Linked DNA regions of Homo sapiens: region 2 is linked to region 1. The links are chromatin loops, found by intact Hi-C in ENCODE. Cell type or tissue: HCT116. All regions are shown on one strand. Each heading gives the region's core, and the rest is flanking DNA. Links, peaks and the distances in the headings are about the cores only. Region 1 has its middle 40 kb from the start of NACA2. Region 2 overlaps BCAS3 (BCAS3 microtubule associated cell migration factor).

Region 1 (2,813 bases), core at 289-2,788:
AATCTCACTTAAAGATCAAGTGCACTGGCCTGGCGTGGTGGCTCACGCCTGTAATCTCAGCATTTTGGGAGGCCGAGGTGGGCGGATCACGAGGTCAGGAGATCAAGACCGTCCTGGCTAACACAGTGAAACCCCCTCTCTACTAAAAAAATACAAAATAGCCAGGCATGGTGGCGGCCGGCTGTAGTCCCAGCTACTCGGGAGACTGAGGCAGGAGAATGGCGTGAACCCGAGAGGCGGAGCTTGCAGTGAGCCGAGATCGCGCCACTGCACTCCAGCCTGGGAGACAGGGCGAGACTCTGTCTCAAAAAAATAAAAAAAAATAAAAAGATCAAGTGCACTACATACCCAGCCATGGCCAGCCAGATATTAAATATAAACACAAAAGAAATCTCTTCCAATCCTATATCTTGTGGCATTTGAGATTACGTCTATAATCCCAGCACTTTGGGAGGCTGAGGTGGGTGGATCACGAGGTCAGGAGATCAAGACCATCCCTGCCAACATGGTGAAACCCCGTCTGTACTAAAAATACAAAAATTAGCTGGGCTTGGTGGCGGGTGCCTGTAGTCCCATCTACTCAGGAGGTTGAGGCAGGAGAATCGCTTGAACCCAGGAGGTGGAGGCTGCAGTGAGTCAAGATTGGGCCACTGCACTCCAGCCTGGCGAGAGAGAGAGACTCCGTAAAAAAAAAAAAAAAAAAAAAAAAAAAGACCAGACATGGTGGCTCATGTCTGTAATCCCAGCACTTTGGGAGGCCGAGGCGGGTGGATCACGAGGTCAAGAGATCGAGACCATCTTGGCCAACATGGTGAAACCCCGTCTCTACTAAAAATAAAAAAATTAGCTAGGGCATGGTGATACACGTCTGTAGTCCCAGCTACTCGGGAGGCTGAAGCAGGAGAATCGCTTCAACCTGGGAGGCGGAGGTTGCAGTGAGCCGAGATCGCACCACTGCACTCCAGCATGGTGACAGAGAGAGACTCTGTCTCAAAAAAAAGAAAAAAAAAGAAAGAAAGACAGGGAGAGAGGGAGGGAGGGAAAAAGAAAGAAAGAAGAATGAAGGGAGGAAGAGAGAAAGAAAAACGAGAGAGGGAAAGAAAGAGGAAGGAAGGAGAAGAAAAGAAAAGAAAAAAGAACAGAGTAAGAACAACAACAAAAAAAAAAACCTGTAGTAATCAGGCCCAACACAGACTCAAGCCAGAAGACAGCACTAGACCCTGGGCACACGGAGGTAGAGAAGTCCAGAAGGTGAGAGGAGACCTAAATTCTACCTCATACGCATTTCTGCGTAGGTTCCAGTGACACAACTATCCGTGTGCCTCTGAAAATAATTTCTGTACTTTGGGCAGACTGTAGATTGCCTATGCCTGGTTGATGTTTTTATTCCCTGAAAATTTAATCCTAGCAGTGAAGCCATTCATATTCTCAACAGTAGAGGTCCTCAGTACCATAGTTCTTCAGCAAAGATGCTGAAAAAAAAAATTCTCCAAACCTTGAATTATTTGGCGTTTATGGTTGCTTATGGAACTTAAGTCATTTTATGGATACAATTGTCTATTTTTTATGTCATTAATAAACAAAAAAATTTAGTCCTCATGGTCCGATCTTGGCTTAAAATTTCACAGTCTTTTGTAACAGCTGAAATAATGTGTCAAAAATCAGTTAACAGTGAAATAATTTGAAAAAATATATATAAAGCATTCTCTTAAAGCTTTGGGATAAAAAGACCATGAGAAAATGTTTAGAGAAGATGTTGAAATTTGTTGTGATGAAAGTAAACAGTGATTTTTTGGGAAAGATGGGGGGTGTTGGTTCTGTTTTTCTAAAAACTATCAATTTATGTCTTGTCTATTGTGTTTAGAACTATAGAGCTATAAGATACTTAGGGTTTTTTTGTTTTCTTTGTTTTTTGTTTTTGTCCCAGGGATATTTATTTGAATTTTCTACCTGTAAACACAATTTGCTAACAGCTCCATTTACCCTTTCTTTTCACCAAAATTTGACATTGTCCTTAATCCTCCCAATTCTTTATTCTCCATATAACAATCAGGAAATTTTATCATTTCTACCTCCTATATATTGCATGTCCCATTTTCCATCTCTCGGGCCCCCATTGCCCTAGTTTGGGTCCTTAACTTGGTTGTTATAATTTTCTTCTATCCAGTCTTCCTATTTCTAGTTTCATATCTTTTTAAACCATTCATTGCATATTTATAAAACTGTCTTCCTAAAATGCCATTTCCCTGCTTAACACTTCCAGTGGTTTTCCATCACTGCTGAACAAAGCACAAATTTCCTAGCATAGCCTGCCTGTTCCTTTATAACCTTGTCCCTAACTACCTCTCCAGCTCTATTGTTTTCTTCCCTTTTTACCATAGCCCTCAGATCTGTATTCCAACCACACACTGAACTGAACTACTAAGAGTTTCTCAGATGCATCAAATTGTTTCAACCTTTCTGTCTTCGCATGCTGTTTTTCTCCTGAATATTACTATTCTTTCTTCCCTTATTCCTTGTTTACCTGACCAGTACCTAATTCTTCCTTTAAGATCCAGGCCAAGTTATCTTTTGCATTGTAAAACATTTCCTGAACCTCAGGCATTACCTTCTTTGTGCCAACATTCTATATATTCTTCCACTGCCATAGACCCGGTAGTATACTAGCTATTTCTCCTGCTAAACCAATGATTCTCAGTGGTGACAGAGAGTGTGCTGGGGGCAGTGCAATTTTGCCCATCAGAGGACATTTGGCAATGACTGGATCCATTTTTTATTGTCACAGCAATGGGGTGGTGGTGGTGCTACTGGCA
Region 2 (2,813 bases), core at 257-2,756, 580 kb after region 1:
ACCTCCAGCCTGGGGGACAGAGCAAGACTCCTTCATACATATATATATATATATATATATTAATAATAAGGTAATAGCAATGTCTAGGGCAGCAGCAGGGCAGAGAGCACTGACGAAAAAGGGCAGGAGGAAAGTTGTTTCTGAGATAAGAAAACTATTCTATATCTTGATTGTGGTGATGATTATATAGATTTAACTACTGAGAGGCAAATCCAACATCCATCTCCAACATTCACTCCTTCACTGGATGCCACCACAGATACTTAATCTGTGATTGCCTAGCCTCTTTTACAACAAGTGGTGACATAGTTATGATCACTCAAAGGCAGGTGGCTATTGCAGGATTCTGGAACAGTATCTGCTTTCCTGATAAAGGAAATTAACATCACTGATGGTGCCCTTTCTCCCCTTCTTATTGCCTTGAAGTCTGAAATGATGCCCAGGGAAGTGACATTTATAAAGGAATCATGAGGGAAAGAGCAAAAAAAGTCACATAGACATCATTCAGCCAAGACCAGCAGCAAACATTTTATAACGTGATAAAAAATAAACACTGATTTTAAAAAACCATTGTTAAATGTGGTTTTCTTTCTATGGCCAAAAGTATGCCTAATGATTCCAATAACAACGCCCTTTCTAACCCTACTGGAAAAGAAAGAAAACCCAAGAGCAATGCTCGGATAAAAAGTCTCAAGACGAAGAGAGTTATCATAAAGATAACTGCATATAGCAATAACTACCTTGCCAAAGTCCAAGCCATTTGATGAGGTTATGTTTAATGAAAACATATAGAAATATAAAAAAGGGAATTAAAATACAAGTTCTAGAAACATTCCCAGCCATGTACTTCAACATTTTTTATCCTTCAGAACTGATAAAAACACGTGCACTTTCGGGCTGGACACAGTGACCCATGCCTGCAATCTCAGAGCTTTGGGAGGCCAAAGTGGGAGGATCTCTTGAGGCCATGGATTCAAGACCAGCCTGGGCAACATAGCAACAGCCTCTCTAAAAAATTTTTATAAAAATTAGCTGGGCATGGTGGTATGCAACTGTATGTAGTCCCAGCTACTTGGGAGGCTGAGGTGGAGGATCTCTTGAGCCCAGGAGTTCAAGGCTGCAGTGAGCAATGATTGCACTACTACACTCTAGCCTACGTGACAGAGCAAGACCCTGTCTCAAAAAAAAAAAAAAAAAAAAAAGGCCAAGTGAGATAAAAGCCCAACATCCTAGCTGTCCCACCTTATGCAAAGGGTAGCTTCCCCTGCCATGCACAGGGGATAACATTACTGAAGGGCAATTGTCACTGGAGCAACTGGCATGTGCACATTAAAAACGCTAGTCCATGCTTTTCATGGAGGAAAAATACACTGGAATGGGATATAAAATGGTGGGACCCTTTAGTCCGATTCAATGTACTATCATTTTGACTTATGTTGGTGAATATATAACTGGTATTAATGGCTTACATGACTGTACTTAAATGCTTGTGCCAGAGGATATCATCGAACATGTACACCAAGGTGATAGTGGGACAACTGCACAACAGACCACCTACTAGACTTCCAGTTCCTTCCCATATTATATGCCAGAAACAACGTAGGATTCCAAGAGTAAAATGTTTAGGTAAAGACTTAATGGCTGCTGAAGTACTCAGAGGTGTTATCTCAGTACAACATCGCCACCTGCCTGATGCAGCCACCAAGTACACTCCCTTTTTTAGAAGGCTGCTATTAACCAGCTACAAAGTTCTAATTGTAATTGAACAACTGACCCATGGAGGCCTTGTGACTTTCTAGACCTACTTGGGGATGGGTCAACTAAAATTTGAAAATGAACAAGGTGGGAAGAGCCCAACCAACAGGGACCGCTATTCAAATGGAAATGGTATATTCCAGAGTACAGCCAGTCTGGTTGAGCAGAACCTTGGGTATTACAGCCACTTTATCTTTTATTCCACTGTCAGAAGCATGCCACTGGCTCAAGAGGCACTGGATTCACAGAGCTTCCTTTAAATACCTGGGCCTGATTGACTGATGGCTCAGCTAAGATGAAACCTGATGATGCCCACTGGGCCTTGATAGCTGTATAACCCCAACAACTCTGGAAGGCTGATTGAAATAAGGAGCAACCAGCATGATAGAATAATGCAAAGCCATCACCCCAGCTTTAATTCAGGGTTAGGTAAAAACTATGTCGGTGGGCCAACTGTGCCCATTCATTTATGTACTGCCTATGGAAGCTTTTGTATGACAGCAGGAGAACTGAGTATAGAGACAATATGGAATGCAGAGTCAAAGATACTTATTATCTGGTCCTTTAAAGAAAAAGTTCGCCGCCTCCTAATTCTGAAAACCCTCTAGAAGTTTCATTTTTACTGACTTTTCCTCAGTTGGCAATGGCCTGGCCAGTGGTCTCATCTGCCACAAGGAAGACTAAACACTCGCAGACTACAGATGCACCTCTTTGGGGCCATGAGTTCTGCAAACAAATCATAGTTGCTAATTGAACAATCTGGATCACTCACAGCCAAGGTAAGGTTCTATTCACTGATGGAAATGACTGGAATCAAGCTGCTTATCAAGCCTACAGTACCCTGCACTGCACTGTGATTGCCATCCAAATCCATCCATAATAAATGTTTTGCCTCTGACTTAAGTATCATCTATTATCCACTGTTTCATATCCATTCAAACTAGGCATGATGTCATAATTGAAAATAATATGTATTCTGCAGTTGTTGGGTTTGGTTATCTAATAGGCCAATGTAGCTAGTAGTGTTACTCTAATAATTTATGTCTTTTTTCTCTATT

What was found. Hi-C counts contacts between places; a loop is a spot of excess contacts. Peaks named below come from ENCODE experiments on the same cell type or tissue, not always from the same donor. Only the 100,000 strongest peaks of a DNase experiment are listed, where the experiment ranks them.
Region 2: a loop joins it to region 1, with 12 times the contacts of the local background. A loop is called at or near these places in 7 of 110 quality-filtered maps.

The regions. Positions count from the first base shown.
Region 1 is chr17:61,549,980-61,552,792 of GRCh38, reverse strand. No RefSeq gene overlaps it. Among named protein-coding and RNA genes, the nearest start is that of NACA2, 40 kb to the left of the region's middle. In HCT116, for the core only: a CTCF peak has its summit at 1,433; a DNase peak (open chromatin) is centred at 1,442; H3K27ac peaks cover 1,812 bases.
Region 2 is chr17:60,970,834-60,973,646 of GRCh38, reverse strand. All of the region lies in intron 14 of BCAS3 (BCAS3 microtubule associated cell migration factor), which reads right to left. Among named protein-coding and RNA genes, the nearest start is that of BCAS3-AS1, 160 kb to the left of the region's middle. In HCT116, for the core only: a CTCF peak has its summit at 1,695; a DNase peak (open chromatin) is centred at 1,646.